Regions from separate parts of the Homo sapiens genome. Here region 2 is linked to region 1. A link is an interaction called in ENCODE POLR2A ChIA-PET data of the cell type or tissue named here. Cell type or tissue: B cell. All regions are shown on one strand. Links, peaks and the distances in the headings refer to the core of each region. The heading gives the core; the rest is flanking DNA.

The links. Peaks named below come from ENCODE experiments on the same cell type or tissue, not always from the same donor. Only the 100,000 strongest peaks of a DNase experiment are listed, where the experiment ranks them.
Region 2: POLR2A ChIA-PET joins it to region 1 with 5 read pairs; 20 of 35 experiments call an interaction of 5 or more read pairs at or near these places.

The regions. Positions count from the first base shown.
Region 1 is chr19:45,044,724-45,050,092 of GRCh38, forward strand. The region is part of intron 2 of CLASRP (CLK4 associating serine/arginine rich protein); the gene reads left to right. It also overlaps the pseudogene RNU6-611P. Among named protein-coding and RNA genes, the nearest start is that of CLASRP, 8.4 kb to the left of the region's middle. RefSeq lists enhancers at 1,048-1,342, 4,621-5,175. In B cell, for the core only: a CTCF peak has its summit at 2,993; a DNase peak (open chromatin) is centred at 2,918; H3K4me3 peaks cover 1,149 bases; H3K27ac peaks cover 4,802 bases.
Region 2 is chr19:44,961,611-44,966,979 of GRCh38, forward strand. CLPTM1 (CLPTM1 regulator of GABA type A receptor forward trafficking) reads left to right here. Exons shown (of 14, transcript NM_001294.4): 2 at 353-465. Among named protein-coding and RNA genes, the nearest start is that of CLPTM1, 8.9 kb to the left of the region's middle. RefSeq lists a silencer at 123-276. In B cell, for the core only: no CTCF peak of the experiment used is centred there; no DNase peak of the experiment used is centred there; H3K4me3 peaks cover 201 bases; H3K27ac peaks cover 770 bases.

The DNA of each region.
Region 1 (5,369 bases), core at 202-5,201:
TGCACTGGAACCTGGGTGACAGAGTGAGACCCTGTCTCAAAAAAGAAAGGTGAGGTGACTTGCCCAAGGCAACACAGCCAGGAGGTGAGATCCCATCATGGTTAGTCCTTAGAATTTGGGAGTCATGGGGCTCTGGGTTCAAATTCTAGCGATCCCACTTATCTATAGTGTGACGTGGGCAAGTGACTGCCTCCCTGAGCCCATTTCCTCTTCCACATGTGAAAGGATGTCACATGGACAATCAGCTTTGGCTCTAACAAACCTAGAGCATCCGTCAGTGGCTTAAACAAGATAGATGTTTATTTCTTAGCCACAGAAAAGCCAAGAGGTAACCAGTTAGCTCGGGGACCTAAGCCGCTTCTGTTTTGTTCTCCTGGGCACAGCTTCTCTTCCTAGTGTTGCATCGAGGTCTAAGAGGCTCTGGCCATCATGTCTTCATTCTATCCAGCAGGGAGGAAAAAGGGAGGAAAAGGGGCAAAGCGCTCATGCCATTTGTTGAGAAAGTTTCTAGGCCAGGTGCAGTGGCTCACGCCTGTAATCCCAGCACTTCGGGAGGCCGAGGCAGGAGGACTGCTTGAGCCCAGGAGTTCGAGAACAGCCTGGACAACATGGTGAAACCCCGTCTATACCAAAATATACAAAAATTAGCCGGGCATGATGGCGTGCATCTGTGGTCCCAGCTCCTCAAGAGGCTGAGGTGGGAGAATCTCTTGAACCCAGGAGGTGGAGGCTGCAGTGAGCTGTGATTGTACCACTGCACTCCAGCCTGAGTGGGAGAATAAGACCCTGTCTTTAAAAAAAAAGTTTCGGGATGTTTTCCCGTAACATTTCCACTCCTCCCCTGCTGACCAGGAAGTAGTCTTATGAACAGCCGTGAGGAAGGCTAAGAGGTGTAGACTTTATTTTGGGTCGCCCTGACCAGATATATTTGGAGTTCTGTTACTGTTGTAGCAAAGGGAATAGATGTTGGTTGCCAATTAATGGTTTGCCACTAACAGTGGAGACAAGAGCATGTCCTTCGATGTTGTTGGAGTGTTGGACACATGGACCACTGAGAGCAGCCTGGCCAGCGTCGCTATCGCTCAGTAAATATTAGCTCTTGTTATTGACATTACTGTTGCTGATAGAACTGGAGTTTGGATCCAGGTGGAGGGATGGTGCAGAGGAAGGAAGGCTGGAGCTGAGACTCCAGGCCCCCTCCCTGTTAGCAGGGAAGCTTGCTGCATTGTATTCCCCCTCAGGACAGTGGTGACGACCAACCCCTCTCACTGGATAATGGGGAAGAGCTCAAAGAACCAATGTCTATGGGTGCTTTGTGGTGCAGGCCTGTACAAGCGGCCTTTGTCCCTGTATGTGAACGTGACCTGCATTCCGATCTGGGCTGCCAAGCTGTGGAGTATGGCTGGGCCGTGGCTGATGGCTGCTTTGAGGAGGGGACTCTCATCTCAGCCTTGGGCCGAGAGCAGAGGCTGTGGAGCGAGTGTCAGTGAAGCTGCGGTAGATTGTGGCAGGCTGAATGAGTATGTCCAGATGCAGTTGGTTTCTGTCTTCCTGATTTGTCGTTGGTGCCTGCTTTCTCTCCCTGTCTTCAGTCCCAAGCAGACTCCGGTTCTGTCATTGCTTCTGTCCTTGTCAACTTTCCTTTTTAATCAGTGGTTTGGATAAAGAAACAGAATCCTCTGTTGATACGGAAATAAGAAGTAAACAGGTCGCAGCTCAGGCGTCGCCTCCTCCAGGAAGCTCCAGACTGACCCCCAAGTCTGGGTCAGGTGTTCCCCCTGTGGGCCCCCATCTCAGCGCTGTCCACTCTAGGTTGTCCTTGTATGGGGACAAGTCTGTGTCCCACACTGGACTGTGAGCCCATGAGGGCAGGGCCAGGGCTATCTCAGTTACTGCCATACCCTAGCACAAGGTCTGCTTAACAGTTGAATGAATGAATGAATGAATGAGTAACTTCATGAACTCCTCTGACACAATCTGATCCTAGAGACAGGATAATCCAGTGGTTAAGAGTTGGTTTTGGGCCGGGCGCGGTAGCTCACGCCTGTAATCCCAACACTTTGGGAGGCTGAGGTGAGCAGATCACCTGAGGTCAGGAGTTTGAGACCAGCCTGACCAACATGGAGAAACGTCATCTCTACTAAAAATACAAAATTAGCTGGGCGTTGTGGCACATGCCTGCAGTTCCAGCTACCTGGGAGGCTGAGGCAGGAGAATCGCTTGAACCCGGGAGGCAGAGATTGTGGTTAGCCTAGATCACGCCATTGCAGCCCAGCCTGGACAACAAGAGCAAAACTCTGTCTCCAAAAAAAAAAGTGGATTTTGGATCTTGAAGAGGTACTTATACACTTATGTTCATTACAGCATTATTAGCAATAGCCAAGAGGTGGACGCAAGCTAAATGTCCATTGAGGGATACATCGAGAAAGAAAATGTGGTCTCTACACATAACGCAATATTATTCAATCTTAAAAAAGAAAGAAATCCTGTCCTATGCTACAATATCGATGAGCCCTGAAGATGTTATGCTAAGTGAAATAAGCCAGTCGCAAAAAGACAGTATTGTATGATCCGCTGATAAGTATCTAAAATAGTTAAACCTTGCTTGAGCCCAGGAGTTCCAGGCTGCAGTGAACTGTGATCACACCACTGTACTCCAGCCTGGGTGACAGAGCAAGACTCCATCTCAAAAAAAAAAAAAAAAAAAACAGAGAGAGAGAGGAAGGGAGGAAGGGAGCTCACTTCGGCAGCACATATACTAAAATTGGAACGATACGGGGATTAGCATGGCCACTGTGCAAGGATGACACAAAAATTCGTGAAACCTTCTGTATTTTTGGTAAAGAAAAAAAAACCTAAAAGAAAAGTCAAACCCTCAGAAAAAGAAAATACAGTGCAGGTTGACAGGGATGGGGGGAGGAGGAAAGGGGAAGTTCAGTTTTGTTTCAGTTTTGTAAGATTTAAAAAGTTCTAAAGCTCTGTTGCACCACAGGGTGGATGTAGTTACTACTACTGTACTGTACACTTAAAAATGTTAAGATGGTAAATGTTTTCTACCACAATAAAAAAATTATTCTTGGCCAGATGTGGTGGCTCACACCTGTAATCCCAGCATTTTGGGTGGCTGAGGCAGGCAGATCACCTGAGGTCAGGAGTTGAAGACCAGCCTGGCCAACGTGGTGAAATCCCATCTCTACTAAAAATACAAAAAATTAGCCAGGCAGGTTGGTGCATGCCTGTACTCGGGAGGCTGAGGCAGGAGAATCGCTTGAACCTGGGAGGCGGAGGTTGCAGTGAGCCGAGATCATGCCATTGCACTCCAGCCTGGGCAACAAGAGTGAAACTCTTGTCTCAAAACAAACAAACAAAAAATTACTCTTAAAAAGCAAATAAATAAAAAGAAGCAGATTTTGTAGTCAGGCCCATCTGGGTTCAAATCCTAGTTCTGCTTATTCCTAATGTCAGGCAGGTGGACCCCATGGCTTTGAGCCTCAGTTTACTCATCTGTAACATGGGCATAAGAATAGTACCTGCTGGGCGTGGTGGCTCATGCCTGTAATCCCAGCACTTTGGGAGGCCGAGGCGGGTGGATCACGAGGTCAGGAGTTCGAGACCAGCCTGGCCAACATGGTGAAATCCCGTCTCTACTAAAAATACAAAAAATTAGCCAGGCATTTTGGTGCATGCCTGTACTCGGGAGGCTGAGGCAGGAGAATCGCTTGAACCTGGGAGGCGGAGGTTGCAGTGAGCCGAGATCATGCCATTGCACTCCAGCCTGGGCAACAAGAGTGAAACTCTTGTCTCAAAACAGACAAACAAAAAATTACTCTTAAAAAGCAAATAAATAAAAAGAAGCAGATTTTGTAGCCAGGCCCATCTGGGTTTGAATCCTAGTTCTGCTTATTCCTAATGTCAGGCAGGTGGACCCCATGGCTTTGAGCCTCAGTTTACTCATCTGTAACATGGGCATAAGAATAGTACCAGCTGGGCGTGGTGGCTCATGCCTGTAATCCCAGCACTTTGGGAGGCCGAGGCAGGCGGATCACGAGGTCAGGAGTTAGCGACCAGCCTGGCCAACATGGTGAAGCCCTGTCTCTACTAAAAATACCAAAATTAGCCAAGCGTGGTGGCGGGCACCTGTAATCCCAGCTACTCGGGAAGCTGAGGCAGGAGAATCCCTTGAACTTGGGAGGCAGAGGTTGCAGTGAGCCGAGATCGCGCCATTGCACTCCAGCCTGGGTGACAGAGCGAGACTCTGTTTCAAAAAAAGAAAAAGAATAGTATGTTTCTTCCATGGTTGGGACATTCGAGTGAGACAGTGCACATAAAACAGTGCCTGGTTTTTAGTAGGGTTCATTGACTTTTCCAGAATCTCCCAACAGAACCAGGCTCTGGACTCCTGGTGTTTACTCCCGGCTCAGTGCTTATTCCTTTCTGTGAAGCTGACCCTGCCAGTAGCTTCCCTGTACCTGCCAAATTCTGTCCTGCAAACAGTGTCCCATGAGTCCTGGCTGTGGGAACTGGGCATTTGGCCTGGAGCAGCCTCAGGAGTATGATGGGATCTTGGCCTTGGACTTGGCTGGCTTGTCCCAGGGCAGAGGGAGCTGGGTGCGCTGTGTGGCCCCAGCTGAGGAATCAGCTAAGGAATCGAGGGAGGCAGGCGAGGTGCAGCATGAGTAGCTGGACTCCAGCAGCGCCACCTCGCTGGGCCTGTGGTCTTGAGTGTTCCTTAGACTCAGTTTCTTTAGGTGTGAAATGAGAGTCACAGCAGCCCAGCACCTGGCACATAGTGAGTGCGGGGTTGAAACTAGCCAGGTATTAGCTGTGGTCCTGGTGAGTGACTCAGCTCCTTCAGCCCGGACTGCACCTTCTCATCTGCTGGCTGAGGGCTGAGATGGAGACAGAGTGAGGATGTGCAGGAGCTTGGAAACTTGGAGCTGGTGTTTTTTTCCTGAAGGGGCTCAGAGTCTTCATCTGTTAGTAAGGATTATTCCTGTCTTTCCTTCATTGGGTGTTCTCAAGCGCCTGCTGTGGGCCAGGCCCTGTTCTAGGCTTTAGGGATATAGCAGCCAAAACAGAGCCCTGCCTCCTGGGAGTTACGTTCTAACATGGGAGAAAGGTGATGAATGAATATTAGGTCCAGTGGCAGGTGGTAGCGGGTGCTCAAAAGAAAACAAGTGGAGTTAAGTGAGTGAATTGTGTGGTATATGAATTACTTCTCAATAAAGCCACAGAGTGAAGGAGCTGGGGTAGATAAGTGGGGAGCTATTTAGATAGAGTCACTGAGGACGGCTTTTAGGAGGAGATCTGAAATAAGCGGGGGAGCAGAAGCACAGAGGTCCGAGCAGAAGCACGGGGCATGTCTGGAA
Region 2 (5,369 bases), core at 272-5,271, 83 kb before region 1:
CCGAACCCTAGACTGGACCAGGTGCCTCTCAGGGCTCCTGCATTCCTGCCCCGTTCTGGACAGTCACTGTCTAGAGATGAATCTTTCTCCCCCACCGGGCTGTTAAACCCCAGGAGGACAGCAAAAGACTCTCTAGGTCACCACTGTCCCTAGGTCACAGAGGTGCTCTGCGAGTGTTTTCCTCCTAAAAGAAGAGGACCGCACCTTCCCAGGTGTTTTCACTGATTCATTCTCCAGTTATTGATAAGCACCCACTCTTTGCCCAGCCTGTGCCTGGCCTTCATGCATGATGGTGTCTAAGACAGCCCCCGTGTCCATTCTCCCTCCTTACCCTGGCCTCTGTCCCCCACAGGTGACCAGCAATGGCAGCATCGGGAGGGACCCGCCAGCGGAGACCCAGCCTCAGAACCCACCGGCCCAGCCGGCACCCAATGCCTGGCAGGTCATCAAAGGTGTGCTGTTTAGGTGAGCAGACGGGACTTGGGTTTGTTCACCGAAAACATTCAAATAAAAATAAGGAAGAAAGGAAAAGTCAGCTGATCAGCTGAGGATGGTGATCATTACTGTATGGTAGAGTTGCTTTTTTTCTTTTTTTTTTTGTATGATGGAATGTTTTCTAAACCTTTTTTTTACTCTGGTAAAACATACTGAAGTAGGGAGTCTCCCTGAACCTGTTCTGGTTTTTGGGGGGCTACCTGATTTGTGAAAAAATAAAAACACAAAAAATACTGAAGTAGTTTGCTAGGGCCCTTGTATCAAGTAATATAGACGGAGTAGCTTAAACAACTGAAATAGGAAATTCATTGTCTTACAGTTCTGAAGGCTGGAAGTCCAGGATCCAGCTGTGGGCAGGGGCAGTTTCTTCTGTGGCTTCTCTCCTGGGCTTGCAGAAGGCCGTCTTCTCCCTGTGTCTTCATGTGGTCTTTCCTCTGTGTGTGTCTGTGTCCTAAGCTCCTCTTATGGGGACACTAGTCATACTGGCTTAGTACCCACCATAATGACCTCACTGAACCTTACTTTTTTACAGACCCTATCTGGGCCAGGCACAATGACTCACCCTCATAATCCCAGCATTTTGGGAGGCCAGGTTGGAAGGACTGCTTGAGCCCAGGAGTTTGAGACCAGCCTGGGCAACATAGTAAGACCCTGTCTCTACTAAAAATAAAAAAATCTGGCTGGGCACGGTGGCTTACACCTACAATCCCAGCACTTTGGGAGGCCGAGGCGGGTGGATCACGAGGTCAAGAGATCGAGACCATCCTGGCCAACATAGTGATACCCCATCTCTACTAAAAATAAAAAAATTCCGGAGGCTGAGACAGGAGAATGGCGTGAACCCGGGAGGCGGAGCTTGCAGAGAGCTGAGATCGCGCTACTGCACTCCAGCCTGGGCAACAGAGAAAGACTCCGTCTCAAAAAAAATAAAAAATACAAAAAAAATACAAAAATTAGCTGGGTGTGGTGGCACGTGCCTGTAGTCCCAGCTACTCAGGAGGCTGAGGGCAGGAGAATCGTTTGAACCCAGGAGGCAGAGGTTGCGGTGAGCTGAGATCGTGCCACTGCATTCCAGCCTGGGGACAGAGTGAGACTCCATCTCAAAAAAAAAAAAAAAAAAAAAGCCAGGTATGGTGACACGTACCTGTAGTCTCAGCTATTCAAGAGGCTGAGGTAGGAGGATCACTTGAGCCTTGGAAATTTTTTTATTTTTATTTTATGTATTTTTTTTTTTTTTTGAGACGGAGTCTCGCTCTGTCGCCCAGGCTGGAGTGCAGTGGCACAATCTTGGCTCACTGCAAGCTCCGCCTCCCGGGTTCACGCCATTCTCCTGCCTCAGCCTCCCGAGTAGCTGGGACTACAGGCACCCGCCACCACACCTGGCTAATTTTTTGTATTTTCAGTAGAGATGGGGTTTCACCGTGTTAGCCAGGATGGTCTCTATCTCCTGACCTCATGATCCGCCTGCCTTGGCCTCCCAAAGTGCTGCGATTACAGGTGTGAGCCACCGCACCCAGCCTATTTTTATTTTTGTAATGGAGTCTCGCTCTGTTTCCCAGGCTGGAGTACAGTGGCGCGATCTCAGCTCACTGCAACCTCCACCTCCTGGGTTCAAGCGATTCTCCTGCCTCAGCCTCCTGAGCAGCTGGAATTAAGGTATGTGCCACCATGCCCAGCTAATTTTGTATTTTTAGTAGAGATGGGGTTTCTCCATGTTGGTCAGGCTGGTCTCGAACTCCCAACCTCAGGCAATCTGCCCGCCTTGGCCTCCCAAAGTGTTGGGATTACAGGCGTGAGCCACTGCACCCAGTGCCTAGCTAATTTTTGCTTTTTTTTTTTTTTATTAGAGATGGGGTTTCACTATGTTGACCAGGCTGGTCTCGAACTCCTGACCTCATGATCCACCCGCCTCAGCCTCCCAAAGTGCTGGGATTACAGGCGTGAGCCACTGGGCCCTGCCTGACCCTCAGAAGTTGAAGCTGCAGTGAGCCGAGATCACACCACTGTACTCCAGTCTGGGCATCAGAGTGAGACCTTATCGCAAAAAAAAGTTGGGGGGACCCTGTCTCTAAATCTAGTCACGGTGGTACTGAAGGTTGAGACTTTAACATATGAATTTTGGGAGACATGATTCAGCCCACATCTGCACATAACATCAAATTTACCATTTTAACCTATGTTTTCATTTTAACCTTTTTTTTTTTTTTTTTTTTTTTTTTTTTTGAGACAGCGTCTCACTTTGTCACCCAGGCTGGAGTGCAGTAGTGCAATCTCGGCTCACTGCAGTCTCTGCCTCCTGGGTTCAAGCGATTCTCCTGCCTCAGCCACCTGAGTAGCTGGGACTACAGGCACCTGCCACCACGCCTGGCTAATTTTTGTATTTTTAGTGGAGATGGGGTTTTGCCGTGTTGGCCAGGCTGGTCTCTAACTCCTGACCTCAGGTGATCCACCCGCCTCAGCCTCCTAAAGTCCTGGGATTATAGGCGTGAGCCACCACGCTTGGCCCATTTTAACCATTTTTAAGTATGTAGTCCTGTGGCATTAAGTACATCTCCACTGTTGTGCCCCCATCACCATTATCCATCCCGAGAATTTACTCTTCCCAAACTGAAATTCCATACCCATCAGACACAAGCTTCCCATTTCTTCCTCCTTGCAACACCTGGCAGCCACTTTTCTATTTCCTGTCTCTCTTTCACTACTCTAGTTAGCTCCTGTATGTGGAATCAGACAGCATTTGTCCTTCTGTGACTGCCTGGTGGTGACCCTTTTACCTGTGGGTTCACATGCTATTCCTGGGCAGTGGGACCCCAGGGCCTGTTTTTTCAAAGCCCAGCTTCTGTTTGAGGCCCTGGGGAGATGCTGGGTGGTGGCGGGGGAATATGCTTGGCACTGGGTTCTATCCTTCCTGCCTAGACCTAGTGACAGTCACCTTCTTTGCTCTGAGCCTTTGTTTACTCCTCTGCAAAATAGATATTCCTTTTATTTTTTTTTTGCTTTTTGGAGATGTATTTTAGCAAAATAAGAGACCACACCATGCAGTTAGGCAATCAGCTTCCCTACTTATGAGATAGAAGGAATTGCACAGCAGAGATGTTTACAACAATCATCCCGCCAGGTGCGGTGGCTCACGCCTGCAATCCCAGCACTTTGGGAGACCGAGGCAGGCAGATCATGAGGTCAAGAGATCGAGACCATCCTGGCCAATATGGTGAAACCCCATCTCTACTAAAAATACAAAAATTAGCTGGGTGTGGTGGCACAAGCCTGTAGTCCCAGCTACTCGGGAGGCTGAGGCAGGAGAATCACTTGAACCTGGGAGGTAGAGGTTGCAGTGAGCCAAGATCGTGCCACTGCACTCAAGCCTGGCGACAGAGCAAGACTGAGTCTCAAAAAAAAAAGAGAAAATAAAAATAAAACAATCATGGCTGGGCGCGGTGGCTCACGCCTGTAATCCCAGCACTTTGGGAGGCCAAGGCAAGCAGATCACGAGGTCAGGAGATCGAGACCATCCTGGCTAACACAGTGAAACGCCGTCTCTACTGAAAATACAAAAAAATTAGCCAGGTGTGGTGGCGGGCGCCTGTAGTCCCAGCTACTCAGGAGGCTGAGGCAAGAGAATGGTGTGAACCCAGGAGGCGGAGCTTACAGTGAGCCCAGGTGGTGCCACTGCACTCCAGCCTAGGCGACAGCGAGACTCCGTCTCAAAAAATAAAACAAAAATAAAAAAATAAAACAATCATTCCTTTGGCTAGAATGTCTTCACATGGCCATGGCCAGCTGCACGGGAGGCTGGGAAATGTGGTCTTTAATCTGGGAAACTGAGCACCCTGCTGGAAAGCAGGGCTCCTATTACTGAGGAAGAAGAGGAGAGTGGTTATGGGGGGCAGCTACTTATCTCTTCCATAAAATCTTATTACTGGTTTCCCTTAGCTTATAAATTATGAGTGTTTATTTTACAAAATTAAGTAGTTCAAACAATACGAAGAGTGAAAAGAAAAAGCTAATGAAAAAGTGTAATGTGGGCCGGGCGCGGTGGCTCACGCCTGTAATCCCAGCACTTTGGGAGGCCGAGGTGGGTGGATCACGAGGTTAGGAGATCGAGACCATCCTGGCTAACACAGTGAAACTGCATCTCTACTAAAAATATAAAAAATTAGCCGGGCATGGTGGCAGGCGCCTATAGTCCCAGCTACTCGGGAGGCTGAGGCAGGAGGATGGCGTGAACCTAGGAGGCGGAGCTTGCAGTGTGCCAAGATGCCGCCACTGCACTCCAGCCTGGGTGACAGAGCGAGACACAGTCTCAAAAATAAAAAAGTGTAATGTGTTGGTGGCCATCCCATAGGCACACATTTTTGTAATTGGCCCTAAATGGGATTATATATAGATGCTCACAGATAGAGTTGTTTAAAATAGAGAAAAGTTAGGAGGCGGGGGGCAGGTAGTGTCAGATAGCGTGTAAGAGCACAGCCCTGCTGACATCTCAGCCCTGCCACCTCTGAGCTCTGTGGCCTGGTCAGGTTATCACCCTTCTTGAGCCTCATTTTCCACCTCACAGACAGGGAATCTTGACAATTAGCTCAGGGTGCATCAGAAGGATTCCAAGAGAATTCATGTCAACTGAGGGGTGCAGGAGCTGGCACGCACACAGACAATGTTGGCCATGATTCCTTTTGTTGTTCAACGTGGAAAAAAAAAAAGCCTGAGCAACACAGTAAGACCCCCATCTCTCTCTCTCTCTCTCTTTTTTTTGGGAGACAGAATCTCGCTCCGTCGCCCAGGCTGGAGTGCAGTGGCGCGATCTCGGCTCACTGCAAGCTCCGCCTCCTAGGTTCACGCCATTCTCCTGCCTCAGCCTCCCGAGTAGCTGGGAC